2 separate regions of the Homo sapiens genome follow, and region 1 is linked to region 2. Evidence: read pairs that join two places in POLR2A ChIA-PET (ENCODE). Cell type or tissue: GM12878. All regions are shown on one strand. Each heading gives the region's core, and the rest is flanking DNA. Links, peaks and the distances in the headings are about the cores only.

Region 1 (10,577 bases), core at 3,276-8,275, 240 kb before region 2:
GAGGAAGAATCAGTAGGATCTGAGAAGGAGCAGCCAGGAGGTAGAAGGACAACCAAGAGAGCAGGTGTTCCAGAAGCCCAGAGAAGACAGTGTTTCAGAAGGATGGATGTCAAATGTTGCTGACAGGCCAAGAAGAAGCCCTGGGATTTGAACACTGGACTTAGCAACATGAAGGTCAGTAGTGACTTGACCAGAGCTGTTTTAGTGGAATAAATAAGATTGTGATATTGACTAGACTGGGTTCATGGGAAAGGAATGGGAAACTGGACAATGTGAGTAGTCTATACAACTCTTTTCAGGAGTTGCTGTCAAGGGAAGCAAAGAATAGGGGCAAAACCTGGAGGGGGTTGTAGGGTCAGGAGAAGGTATTATGTCTATATAAGAGTGTGCATAATACAAATAACCTATAGCATGTTAGATCCAACAGAGAGAGAACTCTGATGATGCAGGAAGGGAGGAAGTTGTTGGGTCAATGTGGTCAAATAAAAAGGGATAGGATCTAGTGCAAAATCAAAGGGTAGTGGTAGGCTGAATTAGAATCCTGGTTTCACCACTGACAACTTCTGTGACTTGGTGCAAATTCTTTTTTTTTTTTTGGGAGACGGAGACTCGCTCTGTCACCCAGGCTGGAGTATAGTGACACGATCTTGGCTCACTGCAACCTCTGCCTCCCGGGTTCAAGCTATTCTCCTGCTTCAGCCTCCTCAGTAGCTGGGGCTACAGGCGCCCGCCACCACGCTAGGCTAATTTTTGTACTTTTAGTAGAGATGGGGTTTCATCATATTGGCCAGGCTGGTCTCAAACTCCTGACCTTGTGATCCACCCACCTTGGCCTCCCAAAGTGCTGAGATTACAGGCATGAGCCACCGCACCCGGCCAACTTGGCGCAAATTCTTAACCTCTCCAAGCGTTAGTCTTTCTAACATCTAAAATGAAAATTGCCTGGAATTATTGGGCTGTATAATGTTTTAATCAAAAAGTACTGTTTCACTGCTGTCCCAAGTTATAATTTTCCTTAATACTCACTGGCAAGATGGGATATAAAATGAACTTTTAAAATCTGCCTTTTGGCTGGGCGCAGTGGCTCATGCCTGTAATCCCAGCACTTTGGGAAGCTGAGGCGGGCAGATCGCTCGAGTCCAGGAGTTTGAGACAAGCCTGGGCGACATGGTGAAACCCCCATCTCTACAAAAAATACAAAAATTAGCCAGGTGTGGTACTGCATGCCTGTGCTCCCAGCTACTGGGGAGGTTAAAGTGGGAGGATCGATTGAGCCCAGGAGCAGAGGTTGCAGTGAGTAGAGATGGTGCCACTGTACTCCAGCCTGGGCAATGTTGTCAGACCTTGTCTAAAAAAAAAAAAAAAAACCTGCCGTTTTCCTAAGACAGAAAATTTATACCTAGTATCTACTGAAAAATAGTTAATGCTATAAAGCACACAGTCACACCCAAAATAAAGATAGTTAATTTATTATAACATGGTATTACTTCAGTTGTTGATGTTGCATATCTTTGGAACACATGTTGGCAGAGAAAAAAGAGGCCTTCCCCTGATATATTCTGTCTTAATCCTGTTTTTTACCCTCTGATAGCTGCATGACACTCAAATGGTATGTCTTCTATTCAGATGTTCACAGATGATGTGCAGGAACAGCAAACAAGATGAAAAAAACTAATGAAAACTGCTCAGAAAAAAGAAAAGGTAAAAAGGACCATCTCATAGAGCAACGCATTCCTGTCACTGGAAGTGTTCAGACAAAGTGTAGAAGGTGACCTGTGAATGCTCATGTACCTTAAGCCATGGGTGATTCAGTGCTTCATAAACAGTGATCCTTTCAGCTGGATCCAGCATCAGCATGCGACGTACTAGGTCTTTGGCACTTTCAGAGATATGGCTCCACTGCCTTGGATTCATCTGAGGAGGAGGAAAGGAAAACTACATAGTTACCTTAAATGAGACATTAACATTCACTATTATTTAATATTCCTATATTGCTTCAATGTGAATAAAATTCTGAGAGCAAAGAACAGAAATTTGATTCTAAAGGCTTGCATTCTAAGAAAAGGACAAATGCAATTCTTCTGTTGTTCTTTACTACATAAGAATTTGTGTTAGTAAATATTCCATACCCATATTCTTGTTATGTAAGTGATAATATTTTCAATAATTGAAGACTAGAATGTTCATTATTCCAGTTTCTATCTTTAGATCCTTAGCTAGGGAGACTAGAATACATCGATCCAGAAAGAACTAAAATAAAACTTAAAATTTTTAAAGAAATATTTTTAAGATATGTTTTAAAAAATCGAGGTTAGCAATAATTGTGAACTGTGCAAAGTTTTTAATAGGATATTTTGGTCACTGCATATCAACTTCGGTGTTTAGGAAAAAGTATTCTACTACCGTAGGTCCCACAGAATAACAGATTTGCTTGAATACTGTCCTCAGTGAAGTTACTTTTGTCTCTTTTAGAGATGAGACAACTAAGCCACATGGTATATTGATTAAAATCAAACAAAAATAATTATGAATTGTTCAAAAGACACAGGACTTATGAGAAAGGCTGTGGATCTGTGAGCCAAGTGCTAGAAGGCTCCTGGGAAAAGGGATATGTCTGAGACCCAGAATCATTTAAAAAAAAATCAGAGTGGTTAGGGCATGGGGTTGGGAAGGCAAGTGGGGAAAGGAGACAGAGACAGAGTAGGGTCTCATTCCTTGTTCAATATCAACAGGTTTACTGATGGGGTGAGTTTATGTGAGCTACCCAGTGCCAGGACCTTCAAGCAAAGCCATGGCTTTAACAGGCAGAGACCTACATCACCTTCTAAGGAAGAAAGATGAAGAATAAACTCCACAACATTTTAAAGCCAAATGAAACTGCAGTACTTGCACTGCAGTATAAATGAATCATCACAATTTGAGCAAGGGCTAGCATTAGCTCTGACTAATGTGAGACTTTGTACTTGAAGATGGGGAGTGAAAAGTGTCTTTATGTTGGGGATAGCCCTTAAAATTGAAGTGTGCTTCATTTTTCCCCCCAACAGGCAGAATTTCAAATAGTAGCCACTTCTGCTTGTCAAATCCCATTAAGACTAATGCCATAAGGCTGTTTAATTATCATTATCCAGCCGGGCACAGTGGCTCATGCCTGTAATCCCACACTTTGGGAGGGATGAAATCCCACACTTTTCATCCTAGTGAAATTGTGGTCAACTGACCAGTTTGAAATGAGGTAAGTGATTAGACAGGGCTTGGGTAGACTTGTTTCCTCTCCCTATCCTGGAGCGAATGTGCTCTTTAAAGTCTGAATAATTTTTCCTTGACAAAGTGGTTGAGAAATCATCTGAAAGGGGTGGTAAGATTTCTGAAATGAGTAGAGGTTTAGAAGGATACTCCCTTGTCCTTTTTACAAGACAGTCCAACACAGGATTTTCTATTCCTTCAGCTGAGAAGAGTAGCTAAAACAAATTGGGGAGATTGAATCTATACGGGGGAACAAAATAAGGCTATAAAACAATCTTACTTATTTGAATACCAAACCCATAGCAGCTTAGAATCTTGCTGTGTATATACTAACTGGTTATCTGTAATAATGATATGACATTACACTTCTTATATATGGTTTGGGAAATATATTTTTGCCCTTTACAAAGAAGTTAATTGAGGTTAAGTGTTAGCATATACTCCAGTGAAACAGTATTTTCTAATGTGGTCTCACATTTGCAACTGCTGGAGGTAAAAAAAGAAAAAAAAAGTACTGCATTTAAAAGGTGTCATCAAACTTTTCTTTAAAATATCCATAGAGATCAAGAATTTTGTTAATAGTTCTTTTGCTCAGAACCATTAGGGTGATGAAATGTGGCCGGGTGCGGTGGCTCACAGCTGTAATTCCAGCACTTTGGGAGGCCGAGGCAGGTGGATCACTTGAGGCCAGGAGTTTGAGACCAGCTTGGCCAACATGGTGAAACCCCCGTCTCTACTAAAAATACAAAAATTGGCTGGGTGTCGTGGTGCATGCGCCTGTAATCCCAGCTACTCGGGAGGCTGAGTCACGAGAATCACCTGAACTTGGGAGGGGGAGGTTGCAGTGAGCCAAGATCGTGCCACTGCACTCCAGCCTGGGTGACAGAGCAAGACTCTGTCTCAAAAAAGAACCACCAAGGTGATGAAATAATTTTTTTGAAATCTATTTTTTTTTTTTTTTTGGGAAGACAGGGTCTTGCTCTGCTGCCCAGGCTGAAGTGCAGTGGTGTGATCATGGCTCATTGCAGCCTTGACCTCCCAGGCTTAGGTAATCCTGCCACCTCAGCCTTCCAAGTAGCTGAAATTACAAGTGTGTGCCACCACACTTGGCTAATTTTTGTACTCTTTGTAGAGACCAGGTCTCCCTATGTTGCCCAGGCTGGTCTTGAGCTCCTGAGCTCAAGTGAGCCCAGCTGAGATCTGCTTTAAAATAATGTAATAATATGTTGAATACAGATAAAACAAGATTGTCTGTGTTACTGAAGCTGGGAGCTCATTATACTATTCTCTCTACTATTTTTGTTCGAAATTTTTGATAATAAAAGATAGAAAAATAAATGCTGACAGAATCATATGACAGTATACTAAAAGAAAAAGGCCGAGATTCATCATAGATGGTAGAGATGGATCTATACTTCAAACTAAGGTGGTGAAAACCTAGGCTTTTTGTAAGGAAAGTCCTGAAGATAAATGAGAGGTGAGGTTAGCCAAGTAAAAAAGTAAATAAATTATTAACCTCAAAGCTTCAAACCCCAGGTACAAAAAAAAATTATGATGTAGCTGCCACCATCCATCTGACTTACTATAATACTAGGAAGAGGGAATTTTTAAATGACTTAATTTTTGCACATATGTGAATAGTCTAAGTCTTTTTACCAAGAAACAAAAATAACTATTCAATGTTTTAAAAATAGACGAAATAAAATACCAGAGTCTGTTGGAATGAAGCACATTGCCTTGGAAACTAGGAAGTTAACAACTGAACAAACACAAAGGAAGAATTCTATTATTAGCAAATGCCTATAACTCAAAAACGCAGGTGGGGGATTATTATTATATGGTACCTACCTCACAAGTTGCTGTGAGGGTTAAATGAATTAAACTATTCTAAGCACTTTACTTATGTAAAGTATGCTATGCTATGTGCTATGCCTGAGTTAGCTATCATTATTGCTAGTATTATTATTATGCTGATGTATCACTAATCATGTTTCTTTTAAAACGTTAGTATCTGTGATTTCACTTGGCTAAATTCAACCAGAATTTGGCTGTGCATTCCTGAGAGCAACTTACAACTTCCCTGGATTGAAGAGGGATGACTACTTACAAGCAGTTTCCTGAGACATTTAGTTACCTGGTAAGTATTGATTTTATTCCCCAGTGGCCAGCTGACTCTGGGAGGAGCAGAATATGCTACACTGAAAACATCTTTCTCTGTTAACAGAGTTTTGGTATATATCTTAAACTAACTAAAACAAAAGACAAACTTATATGCACTCATAAACTGATGGTGAGTGAGGTAAATAAACCAACAAAAGTATATACCATTCTCATCTCCATAAACTTCAGTTATGGCTTAAAAGGATAAGACTGTAACTCTGGAACCACTTTACTTTTCTTCTTTTTAAATTTTATTTTTCCAAGTCCCATATAAAATTCTAACATTACCGAGGAATTGAAGAGAAAACTTTAGGGGCCTCATAGTTTTAGAGTCCAGTGTTACATACACATGTTTTTGGTTTTATGTTGTCAGTCATGGCTGAAAATGAAACAGTGATGAGGTTGAATAGAAAGTATGAGTTTCAGTAATAATGAGAGGAAAAAGAATTTCCCCAACTTAAACAGCCTTAACCTGATACCCAGACACACACATCCCCATGCTTCCCATGCCCAGCCTCCTAGTCACTGTCAGTCGTACCTTGTGGGACAGGGCAAAGGAGTCTAAAAGCTGGGGTAGTGAAATCAACTTTAAGCTTACTTATTTCCAAGAAGTCCTTAGGTGTTTGTGATATCGCTATTCATAAAGTCAGTAATGAATTTTCAATTTTTTACTAGTTAAAGTAATGATTTACTAATCACAAGTCTGTGATAGTACATGAGGCTGCCAACACCTAATAGCCAAAGAAGAATAGGAATGTTTAAGCCACACTGAAATGCCTCTATATTGTATCATGAAATGCAGTTGTCATCCTGGCATTTCAGTTTATCCTGGAATGTAAATGGCAAATGTTTTCAGCTGTGCTGGCCTAAATTTAAAATTAAGATAAAGAATGACTAAAATTATACCTGGATGAAATTCCATTTTAACTTTACAAATTAAGCAGAAGGCTTTAAAAATGAAGCCCCTTTCTCAAATTACACAAAGAAGGTTCATAAATGTTTTCTTCACCAGGGTGATAGCTCAGCTGACAATGACTCAGAAATTTACTTGAGGCCTATGTTGCCTACCAAGGCCACTGGATCAATGATGTAAGCAAAGACCTTTTCTCTGATGGGGTAACTACCTGGCAGTCAATTAGTGGGCAAAGACAGACAGTAACTTCAAAAAAACATTTTTCAGGATAAATTAATCTCAATGGAAAAAGAAAATGTTCATGATGCATTACCTTATATTTTCCTTTAATAATGCCTTCAAACAATCTTTCCTTGGTTCCGTAAAAAGGCAAACAACCACTGAGCAGGATAAAAAGGATCACACCGCACCCCCAGACGTCTACAGGCTTTCCGTAAGGCTCTCTTTTGACCACTTCTGGTGCCATAAAATGAGGTGTTCCAACACGTCCTACATTTAAAACAACATTAAGGAAAAATGTTTACATAAAATGGGATTTTCACTTGAAAACTAAAAATAATAGAACAATAACAATCCAAATAAAAAGTTTACCAATACATATACTCTCACCACTCCTCCACCTCTCCATAAAATCAAGTTCACATAGGTGAAAAAAATTACTTATCTAATTGCTTCCTGAAAACATTGAGCCCAGAATAGGTATTCTGTCTTGTACACTGGCACTCCCTATTGAATTCTGCATGCTACGTAGTAGGTATTTATGTGGTTCTTACCTCATGAAGAAGTTTAAATTTTCTAATTTTCACATGGTTGAAAGTCACCAAATATATAGAGCAGAGGCAGGTGAAAGAGTCAACAGGCAGAGCCTGTAGCTGTCCAGGAAAGAGTTGGGAGGCCTACCCTGGGCAGAGGCAGAGGCAGGGGAAAGGAGAGGAGGGGGCAGGAAGTCATGAGAAAAAAATCGGTGGAAAAAAGATGACTTGACTGCCAAATGGAAATTCCCCAATGAAACCAAATGCTGAGAACTGTTATTTGAAATATGAATTTGACTCTGAAATCCTGTTCAGTTGATTTTATGGGTTAATTATAGCAATTAACAATAGTTAGTAATATTTTGTTATAGTAGGAGTTTTTAGCTTCCTCCTAACATTAACATATGAAGAGAATGAGAGCAAATATATGGCATAAACAAAAGCAAAATTATGAAGCTCCTCCCATTCAATCCTCTTTGACTTTCATCTTCTTTAAAGAGTTTTCTTTTGTTTCTCTATCAAAAATTAGCTTTCTGTAAGGAATCTGATACTAGCTGTTTGCACATTCATAACTATCTTTAACTCAGTATCCCAAAAGAAGTCTTCTATTGTGGAATGAAAGGCTTGTACCCGGCAGGAAGATCACTGTGGGATGGGGCACTGCCCACTAGACTTGGCAGCTCTTCTAGATATATGCAAGCCCAGCCACCTCCCTTCCTCCCTCTGTCTCTCTCTTTCATCATACTGAGTTCAAGATAATTTTTAGTTTGAAGATTGTGCAATACTTTATCTAGAACTCAGAACTGTGGTTTTAAAAGACCTTAGAGATCTTCTGGTTCAGCTAGAGAGAATATATCAAGTTCTGTTCATGATTATGAAACTCAGTTGGGATGCAGAAAGATAAAAGAGCTCTTAGCTTGTGTATCAGGATGTACCTTTGCTGCAGATCATATGGTTTCCCTTCCTCCCCCCATAATAGAAAAGCTTAAGTTCAGGGTTCCAGTAGTGAAAATATTTTCATTTAAAATGTACGATAGATCAGTGAAAACTATTGACTAGAAGGACCTGGCTAGAGAAATACTTTTATTTCTGTATTGCCCCATTTTGCTTCCTCAAGTAACACGAAGAAGCTGCAGGGATGGGAACTAAGCCTTCCATACTTCATTAATAGCCTGGACAGGGAGGGGCCACTGGAGAATTAGCCTTGTTCTGATGGACAGGAGCTAGCAGGAGTAGGGGAAACCAGTATCATTCAATTGGTACCAGGGTACCAGTTAGGTACCTGCTGACAGTTTGGATGATGCTTTGAAACTCAACTTGACTCCTACCACTTCCTGGGCCAAGCCACTCAAAATGGGGGCCTTAACTTGGGAATAATCAGAGCGACCATGGCCAGTCCCAGCCATCCTGAGAAGGTTCTCTCCATTTAGCTAGACGAAGACTACCCAATTCTGGAGAATTAGTGTTCAATCTTCGGGAAGATGCCTGTTGTTTGGTTCAATAATTTGCTCACAGATGATAGGGGAAAAACCATGGTAGAAAGAATGTAGAGGAAGGCTCTTTTATTTCATGTAAATCAGTAGAAGGTAAAAAGGACTGGAGTTAATCTTTAATATACACCAACTTCCTAAAAATCCTTGTTTTTGCTGATACTTCTTCTTGACTTTTAGGACTTTGACCACAAAATTTTAAGAAAAGGAAACAAATTAGCAAACTAAATTAAATGGCAGTTTGAGATATTTTGGACAAATATTTAAATATTATATATTTTGATAATACAATAAAACCTTCCTACCAGAATCTCAGGGGGAGAATTGTTCTGAATAGCTACATTTTTAAATACATTGTGATTTGAATCTTTATGCGCACAATCCTTTTTGTTTTAATAATTTTTTTGCAGAGTCTCACTATTTTCCCCAGGCTAGTCTCAAACTCCTGGGCTCAAGCGATCCTTCTGCCTTGGCCTCTCAAGTAGCTGGGATTACAGGTGTGAGTCACAGTGCCCACCTTAGTTAAATAATTTTGTATGGCTTTCTACAATTTCCTGACTTCTTTTACACAGAATGCTGCTCATAATTTAACCTTTTCTTGATGACTCAGAGTTGTCATTGTAGATACTGATTAAAGACCTAGGCTGTAGAACAGAAAGCACCCTCAGGAACTTCAGAGGTATGCAAGAGTTGATTTCTTTCATATTGAAAGGCTGTTGCGCTTTCCAAGTTTTGGTGTCTGCTCAGTATATATCATATATATTTTTGTCAGGCTTTTATTTCTTTTCTCTCACTATGCTTTAGTTCTGCGTTCTCCTAATTTGTTGCTTTTATAATCTGCTATTAACTAGAACCTGACTAGCAACCAGTTTATTTCATTTAATAGCAATTTCCTAAGTGCTTGCTAGGTCCTAGATACCCTCAGCCATGGTCCCCCTTACTCTTACAAATCACAGTCTTTGATGTAAGTCCCTGCATCCAATGCTACATGGAGGTATGTAGCCCAGATAGTTATGGGAATATAGAGAGAAGGAATAGGGCTATCCAACTCGGGATGGTGAAGGTAAGCCTGCTTTAAAGAGGAGATAATTGTTAGCTCAGCCTTCCAGAACAGTAGGAGTTAACCAGATAGATAAAATAACAAAAGGCACTCCAACTAGAAGGAATAGCATGTGCAAGGTATGAAGGAACACGAATCTATACAACTTTTTAAAACATGGGAGCAAGTCAGCCTTAGAGAGTGTCTTTAGATGCTCAATTGTGAGGAGCATGAGTGGATTTTTAAGGGTAGGAATAATTTTGCTGCTATTGTAGTTATTTTCTAGGTTTCTAGTTGTATTCTGGATAAGTAAGTTTCCTAAATAGCTGAGTTTCAGGTAGGGGGAGTGTAAATATGTTTAAATGATTTTTACTATATGCAACATATAAAGAAATGAATTCCTTTCTATTTGGAGGACTAGGGACTGGGATTTCAAACTGACAGGAAAATGGCTTTCTGCTTTAAAGTTGATAAATAATTAAATGATTGACGGAATTTCTTTCTTTTTTTTTTTGAGATAGGGTCTTGCTCTGTTGCTCAGGCTGGAGGGCAGTGGTGCGATCTCAGCTCACTGCAGCCTCTGCCTCCCGGGTTCAAGCGATCCTCCCATGTAGCTGGGAATACAGGCTCTTGTCACCATGCCTGGCTAATTTTTGCATCTTTTTGGAGAAATGGGGTTTCGCCATGTTGCCCAGGCTGGTCTTGAACTCCTGGGCTCAATCTGCCCGCCTCAGCCTCCCAAAGTGCTGGAATTAGAGGCATGAGCCACCGTGCCCAACCTTAATTACCAAAATTTCAAAAGTACCTTAAACAGCAGAAAAGCTTTTTCTAAGAGAAATAATTTATCTCTAATTTATTCATATTCTATTTTTTAAAACGTAACATTCAGTTATTTCAAGAATACAAAAAAAGGTGTGCTAAGAAATGACAATATTTTGACCATCAGGAAGTATTTTAATTCTAGAAGCATGGAGAAAAAT
Region 2 (10,577 bases), core at 1,886-6,885:
GAGGACATTAGACATAGCATATAAGAAACAAAATCTTGAAGCTATATACAAGAAGAGAGAACAAAAAAACCTCTTAGAAATGAATTATATATTTTTGATTCTATTGTAGATCAGACTTTCTTGATTTCTTTCTCAGTTCATTGCTAGTGCATACAAATGCTATTGTTTTTAATTTTTAATTTTTATGGGTACGTAGGTGTAGAGATTTATAGGGTATGTGAGATATTTTGATAGAGGCACAATAATCACATCAGGGTAAATGGGATATCCATTACCTCAAGCACTTATCATTTCTGTGTGTTACAAATATTCCAATTATACTCTTCTAGTTATTTTCAAATGTACAATAAATTATTGTTGACTGTAATCACCCTGTTGTGCTATCAAACACTAGATTTTATTCATTCTATCTAACTATATTTTGGTGACCATTAACCATCCCTACTCCCTCCTCCCCCACTATTAATTTTTGTAGGTTGACTCTGTATCTGCCACTTTAGTGAATTTGCTTATTAGTTTTAACAGGTTTTTTTGGTGGAGTTTTAAGAGTTTTTGATATATAATTTTAAGTCATCTGCAAACCGAAAATTTTATTTCTTCCTTTCTGATTTGGATGCATTTTTCTTGTGTACTCTGGCTAGGACAGACTTCCCATATTATCCCGACTATAAGTGGTGAGAGTGGATATCCTTGTCTTCCTAATCTTAGAAAAAAGGCTTTCAGCTTTTCAGTATTGAGTGTTGATGTTAGCTGTGGGCCTGTCATATACAGCCTTTATTGTGTTAAGGTATGTTCTTTCTACACCTAATTTCTTGAGAGTTTTATCATGAAAAGATTTTGAATTTTGTCAAACATATTTTCTGCATCTATTGAGATGATCATATGGTTTTTGTACTTTATTCTGTTAATGTGATTTATCAATTTGTATATGTTGAACCATCCTTGCATTCCAGGGATAAATCTTCTTTGATCATGCTGTATAGTCCCTTTTTTTCTCCCATTCATGCTGTCAGAAATTTATTAAAAAGCAAATGAAGTGTGATAATAGTTTTTAAGTGAATTTGACAGGTAATGAAGAAAAAAGGTAAAGTCATGTAGTTGATGAATTAAACACTTAGAAATTATAAAATTACTCATTTCAGAGCTCAAAGGGACTTTAGAAACTAATGGAGCCAACCTTCCCATTTTCCCATTGAAAAAAACCTAAAGACCAGAGAAGTAAATTTATTTTGTTAAGGTCACACAGTAATATTTTGAGCTTCCTGTACACTAAGAGGTAGTGATGATCAAGAAGAAACCAACCATAGAGAAAAGAGTCTCTTCAGATATATCTGTTGTACCAAGCATGCATGATTTTAATATGCAGTTGAATTCGGCTTGCTAGTATTTTGTTGAGGACTTTGGCATCTATATCCATCAGGAATTTTTTTCTTGTATTTTCTGTAATTTTCTTTTCTTGTACTGTCCTTGTCTAGCTTTAGCATCAGGGTAATGCTGGCTTCATAAAATGAGTTTGGAAGTATTCCCTCTTCAATTTTTTGGAAGAGTTTAAAATGGACTGGCATTAATTCCTCTTTACAGGTTTGACAGAATTTGCCACTGATGCCATAGGTTCTGGGAGTTTCTTTTGGGGGAGGTTTTTGATTACTAAGTCAATCTCCTTTCTCATTATAGGTCTGTTCAGATTTTCTATTTCTTCATGATCCAGTCTTGATAGGCTGTATTTTTAGTAATTTGTCAATTTCTTCTAGGCTATCAAATTTGTTGGTATATAATTGTTTATAGTAGTCTCTTATAAACCTTTGTATCTCTTTAAGTTGCAATGTCTCTTTTATTTATAATTTTGAGTCTTCTCTTTTTCTCAGTCTAGCTAAAGATTTGTTGATTTTACTTTTCAAAAAACCAACTCAGTTCTGTTGATAACTTCTATTGTTTTTCTAGTCTCTATTTCATTTATTTCTGCATTGATCTTTATTATTTCCTTCCTTTTTTGGCCTCGAGCTTAGTTTGTTCTTTTTCTAGTTCCTCAAGGTGTAAAGTTAGGTTGTCTATTTGAGATCTTTCTTTTTTCTTCATGTATTGCTATTTATCATTATAAGCTTCTCTCTTCGAACTGCTTTCATGGCATCCCATAAGTTTTGGTATGTTGTGTTTCCATTTTCATTTGCCTCAAGATTTTATTTTCCTTACAATTTCTTCTTTGATCCACTGGTTGTTCAGGAGTGTGTTGTCTACTTTCCACATATTTAGGAATTTTCCGTTTTCTTTTGATTTCTAGTTTCATACCACTGTGGTCAGAAAAAAACACTTGGTATGATTTCAATCTTCTTAAATTTGTTAAGACTTGTTTTGTAGCCTAACATATCATCTATCCTAGAGACTGGTCCATGCACACTTGAAAAGAACATCGTATTCTGCTACTGTTGGATAAGATATTCTGCAGATGACTCTTAGATCCATTTGGCCTACAGTGTAGTACAAATCTGCTATTTCCTTATTGATTTTCTGTGCATTGTTGAAAGTGGGGTATTAAAATCTGCTAGTATTATTGTATTGCTATCTACTTCTCTCTTCACTTCTATTAATATTTGCTTTATATATGTAAATGTTCTGATGTTGGGTGCATATATATTTTATAATTGTTGTATCGTCTGGATGAATTGACCCCTTATCATTATAAAATTATCCTTTTTGTCTCTTGTGACAGTTTTTGACTTAATAGTCTATCTTGTTTTATATAAATATAGCCACCTCTATTTCTTTTGGTTACCATTTGCACAGAATATCTTTTTCCACTTCACTTCCAGCCTATGTGTGTCCTTAAAACTAAAGTGAGTTTCTTGTAGGTAGCATATGGTTGAGTCTTATTTCTTTTTATCCAGTCATTCATTCTGTGTCTTCTGATTGAAGAATTTAAGCCATTTAAAGTAATTATTGATGGGTAAAAACTCACTACTGATACCTTGTTTTCTGTTTTGTAGTTCCTTTGTTCCACTCTTCCTCTCTTGTCCCTTCCTTTCTGATTTGATGATTTCTCTGTAAGAGAATGCTTTGATTCCTTTATCTTTTGTGAATCTACTACAGATTTTTTCTTTGTGCCATGAGGTGTACATAAACCATCTTATAATTATAAAATATCTTACATTGATAACTTCAACCACATATAAAAGTACGACACTTTTTCTCCTCTGCCCCACTATTATTGATGTCACAATTTACAGCTTGTATATATTGCATATCAACAAATTATTGCAACTATAGTCATTTTTAATATTTGTCTTTAACTTTTATAATAGAATTAAGAGAGATTTATGCACCATCATTACAGCATTAGAGTATTTTGAATTTAACTATATTCTTACTTTTATAGTGAGTTTTACACTTTCATATGTTTTCGTGTTGTTAGAGTCCTTTTGTTTCAACTTGAAGAACTCCCTTTAGCATTTCTTGTAAAGTAGGTCTAGTGGGACATGAACTCCCACAGGGAAGTCTTTATCTCTACTTCATTTCTGAAAAACAGCCTTTCCAGGTATATAATACATGGTTGGCAGGTTTTTTGTTTTGTTTTTTTTTTTTTTCTTTCAGCGCTTTGAATATATCATCCCATTCTCTCCTGGCCTGGAAAGTTTCTGCTGAGAAATCCACTGATAGTCTTATAGAGGTTTCCTTGTAGGTGATGGTTTGCTTTTCTCTTGATGCTTTTGAAATTATCTTTGACTTTTGAGAATTTGATTATAAAGTGTCTCAGTGAAGATCTCTTTAATCTAGTTGGAGGTTCTTTGGACTTCATGGATCTGGATGTTCATTCATGTCTCCAGATTTGGGACATTTTCTGTCATTATTTCTTTAAGCTGTCTTCCCCTTTTTCTTTCTCTGCTTCATCTGGAAATCTCATATGCATTTATTGCTTTGTTTGATGGTACCTCATAACTCCCATAGGCTGTCTTCACTCTTTTTCATTTAGTTGTCTTTTTCTTCCTCTAACTGGGTAGTTTCAAATGACCATCTTTGAGCTCACTAATTTTTTCTTCTACTTCAAGTCTACTATTGAAGCTTTCTGTGGAATTTTTCAGTTCAGACACTGTGTTCTTCAGCTCTAGAATTTCTGTTTGGTTCTTTTTTTTTTTTTTTTTGAGGTTTCCTTGTTGAACTTCTCATATTGTTTGTGTATTATTTTCCTGATTTTGTTGTCCATCTATATTCTCTTTTAACTCACTGAACTTCTTTTAAGATGATTATTTGATTATTTTGAAATCTTTTTTTTTTTTTTTTTTTTTTTTGAGATGGAGTCTTGCTCTGTCAGCCAGGCTGGAGTGCAGTGGCATGACCTCGGCTCACTGTGACCTCTGCCTCCCAGGTTCAAGCAATTCTCCTGCCTCAGCCTCCCGAGTAGCTGGGATTACAGGCGCATGCCATGACACCTGGCTAATTTTTGTATTTTTAGTAGAGATGAGGTTTCACCATGTTGGCCAGGCTGGTCTCAAACTCCTGACCTCAAGTGATCCACCCACCTTGGCCTCCCAAAGTGGTGGGATTAGAGATGCGAGACACTGCACCTGGCCTTGAATTCTTTATCAGTCAATTCATAGATGTCCATTTCTTTATGACTGGTTACCGGTGCTTCATTTTGTTCCTCTGGTGATGTCATGTTTCCCTGATTATCGGTGATCCTTGCAGTTTTGCATTAGTGTCTGCACATTTTACAAAGCAGGCACTTGGCTGGGCATGGTGGTTCACGCCTGTAATCCCAGCACTTCAGAGGCCAAGGCGGGTGGGTTGCTTGAGGACCAGCTTGGGCAACTTGAAGAAACCTTGTCTCTACAAAAAATACAAATATTAGCCAGGCCTGTTGGCACTTGCCTGTGGTCCCAGCTACTCAGGAGGCTGAGGCAGTAGGATTGGCTGAGGCAGTGGTATTGCTTGAGCCTGAGAGGTCAAGGCTGCAGTGAGCTGTGATCACTCCACTATACTCCAGCCTGGGCAACAGAGTGAGACCCTGTCTCAGAAAAAAAAAAAAAAAGAAGAAGAAGTAGGCACTTGCAGTCTTCACAGACTGGCTTTGGCAGGAAAAGCCTTTTACCAGTCAGCCTGTCCAGAAATTCCGGAGGGCTGTCTGGCAGGGGGGCTTGCTGCTGGAGTTTTCAGGTGGGCTATCCTGAAACTTGGGTCCATTAGGACAGGCCTACGGCTTGAGTTTGCTAGGGTGGATCTCAATCCTGGTGTGCATGGGGAACAGCCTAGTGCCAGGGTCCACTCAGGTAAGCCTGTCAAGCCTGTCAGCTGGGCATGCAGGGCAGGCCTAAAGCCTGTATTCACAGGGGCCAGTGTGAATCCTGGGTCCATAAAGCTCAATCTGGTGCTGCACTGGGCCTTGAGCCTGAGTCTTAAGGGACTAGCCTGGTGCTAGAATGAGCCTGGCACCTGGATTCAAGGACGCAGGCTTGGTGCCTGGGATCACGAAGGTAGGCCTGAAGACTGGGTCTGCAGGGGCAGGCCTGGAGTCTGAGACAACCAGGGATGATCCTGGAGCCCGGATCCGCCAGGGTGAGTCTGGAGGCCAAGTCTGCTGGGGTGGGTTTGGAACCTGAGTCCATGGATGGTGGGCCTGGGTCCTGGGTCCACTGCAGCATGGAGCCATGGAGACTAGTATGTGTACATATATATTAGGTCTACATAAACTATCAATCAAGTTAAAGGGCATAATGACATTTTTATACATGGTGTATTCATAATTTCCTACTACTGTTGTAATAAACTACCACAAACTTAGTGGCTTTAAACAACACAAATTTATTCTCTTACAGTTCTGATCAGAGGTCAGAAATCTCAAATCAAGATGTTGGCTTCAGGGGAGAAGCTTTTCCATGTTCTTGAAGCTGCCTGCATTCCCCGGTTTGTGGCCCTCTTCCTCCATCTTCAAAGTGCATCACTCCAAACTCTGGTTGATTCCATTGTCGTGTCTCCTTTTACTTACTTTGACCCTCCTGCCTTCCTCTTATAAGGACCCTTGTGATTAAACTGGGTCCATCCAAATATTCTGGGATAATCCCCCATCTCAAAATCCTAAATTTAATAAGATCTGCAAAGATCCTTTTACCATGTAAAGTAACATACTCACAGGTTCTAGTAATTAGGATGTGTACATCTTTGGTGGGCCATGATTTAGCCTACTACATGTAGTCTCAAAATTTGCTTCCCATTAAACCTTTCTTCAGAAGCTACAGGAGTACATGCTCCATATAAAACCAGAGAGTAAACTGATGTTAGCATAAAGTTAGAAAATATGACCTCAGAATCAGGCAAAGCCATGAAAGCACTTCAGAATTCAATCAGGTATCTTTTTACCATTAAGGGTTTTATGAGCAGAAAAATATAAAAACATGGCAGTATCTCATCAGGTTCAAAAAGCTTAAGCAGAAAAACATATGAAGAGGCAAAGAAAGGCAAAGTTCAGTCAGGTACTGTAGCAGTGTGGGTGGGGATTAAAGAAGGCTGTGAATGGAAAGGAGATAATGTATAAATGGGAGCCAAGGGCCTGGACTAGAAGACCACTTCCCTGTTAGAGTCACCAACACAGCAGCTATGAATTGGGCTCAATGTGTCATAGTGTCACAACAAGAATCCTGTCAGCATTCTTGCTTATATCTTGCGACATTATGTAACCTTAACCAGGTGAGAGAGTAGCCCCTAAAACTGTGGTATCAGATAGCTTCACAAAGGAAGAGAGATGTGCACCACACTTTCAGGTAAGTGGGGCCAGTAAATGTGTGCACATGCACATACTAGTGTTGGGAGACGGCAGAAGGAGGAAGGAGGGCTAGCATCTGCTATGGCACAAAAAGAACTGTGCATTTAGGGTACTGAAAATAGCTCTAGTGGGCTAGCAACAAAGTGGGAGTGAAGGATGGTTGGTAAGAAAATCAAATACCATAAACAGAGGTAAACAATGTAACAGAGATTATGTACCTAGGTTAGAAATTTTGCTCTACCCTTACTACACAAATATCTTAAAACTCATATAATTCAATTATAAAACATGAGTATAACAGTACCTACCACAGGCATTTGTTTTGAGAATAAAATGAAAATCATGTTGAGGACTCCTAGTAGAACAGTCAAAGGGCAACAAAGGGTAAAATTACCCCAAAGTAACATTTCTTCAGAACATAATCTGTTCTCCACTCCCTGTGTTTTTTAGACTGGTTTTTCTTCCTTTATTTTTTGGTCTCAGATTGAGACTCTTAGATCAGTGCTGTCTAACAGAACTTTCTGTGATGATGGAAACGTTCTAAATCTGCACTGTCTACCATGCAGTCACTAGCCACATGTAGCTACTGAGCAACTGAAATGTGGCTAAAGTAACTAAGGAACTGAATTTTTAAAAATAACATTTATTGAGATATAATTCATACCATAAAATTCACCCTTTTTAAGTATACAATCTGGTGGTTTTTAGTATATTCACAAAGTTGTGCCTTGATCACTAAGAACTACCTAAATTCCATTAAAATTTTCATAACCTCAGAATGAAACCCCATACCTATTAGTAGTCACTGCCCACACTCTCCTCCTCCCAGTCCCTAGTAAATACTAATCTAGTGTCTATATCAACAGATTTACCTACTGAGGCCATTTCTTAAAAATGAAATCATACAATATGTGGTCTTTTGTGTTTGGCATCTTTTACTCAGCATAATGTTTTTGAAGTTAATGCATGTTGCACCATGTATCTGTACTTTATTTCTTTTTTTGGGGAAAGGAAGTCTTTATACACAGATGATATGATCATCTATGTAGACTATCCAATGCAATATACATCATTCTACTAGAATAAGTGAATCTAGCAAAGTTGCAGGACATAAGAGTAACATACAAAAAATCAATTACATTTCTATATACTAACAACAATCAATCAGAAATTCAAATGAAAAACAGATTTACCACAGCATAATATATGAAATATTTAAGAATGTGACAAAAGATGTACAAGACTTGTACTTTTAAAACTACAAAACACTGCTGAGAGAAATTAAACAATACCCAAATAATAGAGATATACCTTGTTCATACATTGGATGACACAATAATTTAAGCTATCAATTCTTCCCAAAGTGATCTTTTTTTTTCCTCTTTCCAACTTTTATTTTAGGTTCAGGGGATACATATTACATGGGTAAATTGCATATCACAGGGGTTTGGTGTACAGATAATTTTGTCACCCAGGTAATCAGCATAGTATCCTACAATTTTTCGATCCTAATGCTCCACCCTCAAGTAGGCCCCAGTGTCTACTGTTCCCTTCTTTGTGTCTGTGTGGGCTCAATGTTTATCTCTTACTTATAAGTAAGAACATGTGGTATTTGGTTTTCTCTTCCTGTGTTACTTCACTCAGAATAATGGCCTCCAGCTCCATCTATGTTACTGCAAAGGATATAATCTTATTCTTTTTTATGGCTGCATAGTATCCCACAGTATATATGTACCACATTTTCTTTAACCAGTCCACTGTTGACAGGCATCTAGGTCAATTACATGCCTTTGCTATTATGAATAGTGCTGTGATGAACATACACATGCGTCTTTATCTTAATTTATTTTATAGTTGAATGATATTCCATTGTGTGCAACTACCACATTTTGTTTATCCATTCATCCATTAATGGACACTGGGGTTGTTTTCACCTTTTGGCTATTATGAAATGCTGCTATGAATGTTCATGTATAAGTTTCTGTGTAAATATACATTTTTAATTCTCTTGGGCACATACCTAGGAATGGAATTGTTGGGCTGTATGGAAACTCTATATTTAACTTTTTGAGGAACTGCCAGTGTGTTTTTCAAGGTGGCTGCAACATTCTACATTCCCACCAACGTACGAGAGATCCAATTTCTCCACATCCCTGCCAACCCTTGTTATTGTCTTTTTGATTCTAACCATCCTAGTGCACATGAAGTGGTATTTCATTTGGTCTTGATTTGCACTTCCATAATGACTTGATGTTGAGCACCTTTCCGTGTATTTATTGGTCATTTATAAATCTTTTTTGGAGAAATGTCTGTTCAGTGAATTTTAAATTTTAATTTTAATTAACTTGAAATAGCCACATCTGGCTAGTGGCTACAATATAAAGCAGACGGCAGGATTTGGCCTATGGCCCCTTCGCTTTGCCTAAGGCTGGGTGGGACTAGCTAGGTGACTGATTAGGAAGCTCTCAAAAATTACTGTTGATGTTGAAAACAATTCATGCTCACTGCACACCTGCAAGTCTCCAAGGACTTCATACTCACTATCTTATTTAATCTTCAAACAATACTATCAGTTAAAGTCTACTGTCTCCATTTTACAAGCAATGAAATCGTTTTAGATAGATCAAGTAAGCCAGTCATTAGTAATTCCACTCACTATAAAATTCTCCATTCCATTTCAACCTTAGAAACTTCTTTTCTTCATCTAATTAGAGCATTGGTCTTACAGATCTCAACTAGGGAAACCAGGTATTATTCAGGATTCCACTACTATGTTCGGCATATACTATACAATTCTATGTCTACTAACCTATTTCAAAAGAACATTATGAGAACTAAATGGTTTTGAAGCAGCAAGATATTAGCACTAAAAGAAAATATGAACTTCTGACTTTGTGCATTATAGGCCATAAATTTTACCTTTTCTAATGTGTTCAGTCACTTCTTCCCCTTGTTTGAACTGATTCAACTATATACTGAACATCTACTATGTACCAGACACTACTCTAGGTTGTAGAGATACAACAATGACTATGATAGCCAAGAATCCTGACCTAATGAAGCTCAAAATATGTATTAAACATATGGTTTTAAAAGTACACAAGTTCCAATAAGTTTATGTCACATGGAGGCCTTGTTGTAGTATCTATTTCACAACGAACCTTATCCAATACTGCAGCATAAGTACCCTTAAATAATACTCTCTGCCTACTAAAAAATTTGAGTCTGAACACTATAGCCTTTAAAATGGTTCAAAATCTACACATTTGGCAGAACTTTTCTACAGCAGTTGCTACTCTGGAAGTAGCACCCGGCTCCTAAGCACAGCCAGCTGCCAAGGAACCCAGGGAAATTATTAAAGCTTACCTCTAGCTCTTGGGGCTGCCCCAGCCTCCTATGCACATGAGGGCAGGACAACACAGAAAGAGTCACCACAGCATTTCTCCTGCCTAATGCATGGCATGATTTCCCAAGCTTTCATCATCACCTACCGCTGACCCCTATTTCAGGTAGATAAAACAGAAATGAGGAGGTTGTTCAGATGATTCATGTGGGTGGCTATTGTGCTAGCTGGGACAGTAACACTGCTCTTTTTTTAAAGAGTTCACATTTTATTCACTGCTATAAATAACAATTTAGTTTTTAAAATACTGCATTTCCAACACTATACTGCAGAAGACAGTAAAGCTCAAATTTTCCAGTAGATAGGTTGCCTTTGGCGACAGACCTAAGTAACCACATTCTGAGGGATGGCCTTTGCCTGACCCCTCTTCTCATTGTTCCTCACCTCTGGGATGAGTAAGCAGGGCAAAAGGTATGAAGTAAGTTG

Evidence for each region. Peaks named below come from ENCODE experiments on the same cell type or tissue, not always from the same donor. Only the 100,000 strongest peaks of a DNase experiment are listed, where the experiment ranks them.
Region 1: POLR2A ChIA-PET joins it to region 2 with 15 read pairs; 2 of 35 experiments call an interaction of 5 or more read pairs at or near these places.

What each region holds. Positions count from the first base shown.
Region 1 is chrX:41,658,648-41,669,224 of GRCh38, forward strand. It overlaps CASK (calcium/calmodulin dependent serine protein kinase), which reads right to left. Exons shown (of 27, transcript NM_001367721.1): 7 at 6,630-6,805; 8 at 1,792-1,914. LOC124905180 (a long non-coding RNA gene) reads left to right here. Exons shown (of 3, transcript XR_007068219.1): 2 at 1-174; 3 at 1,627-2,024. Among named protein-coding and RNA genes, the nearest start is that of GPR34, 25 kb to the right of the region's middle. In GM12878, for the core only: no CTCF peak of the experiment used is centred there; a DNase peak (open chromatin) is centred at 5,848.
Region 2 is chrX:41,896,484-41,907,060 of GRCh38, forward strand. All of the region lies in intron 1 of CASK (calcium/calmodulin dependent serine protein kinase), which reads right to left. Among named protein-coding and RNA genes, the nearest start is that of CASK, 22 kb to the right of the region's middle. In GM12878, for the core only: no CTCF peak of the experiment used is centred there; no DNase peak of the experiment used is centred there.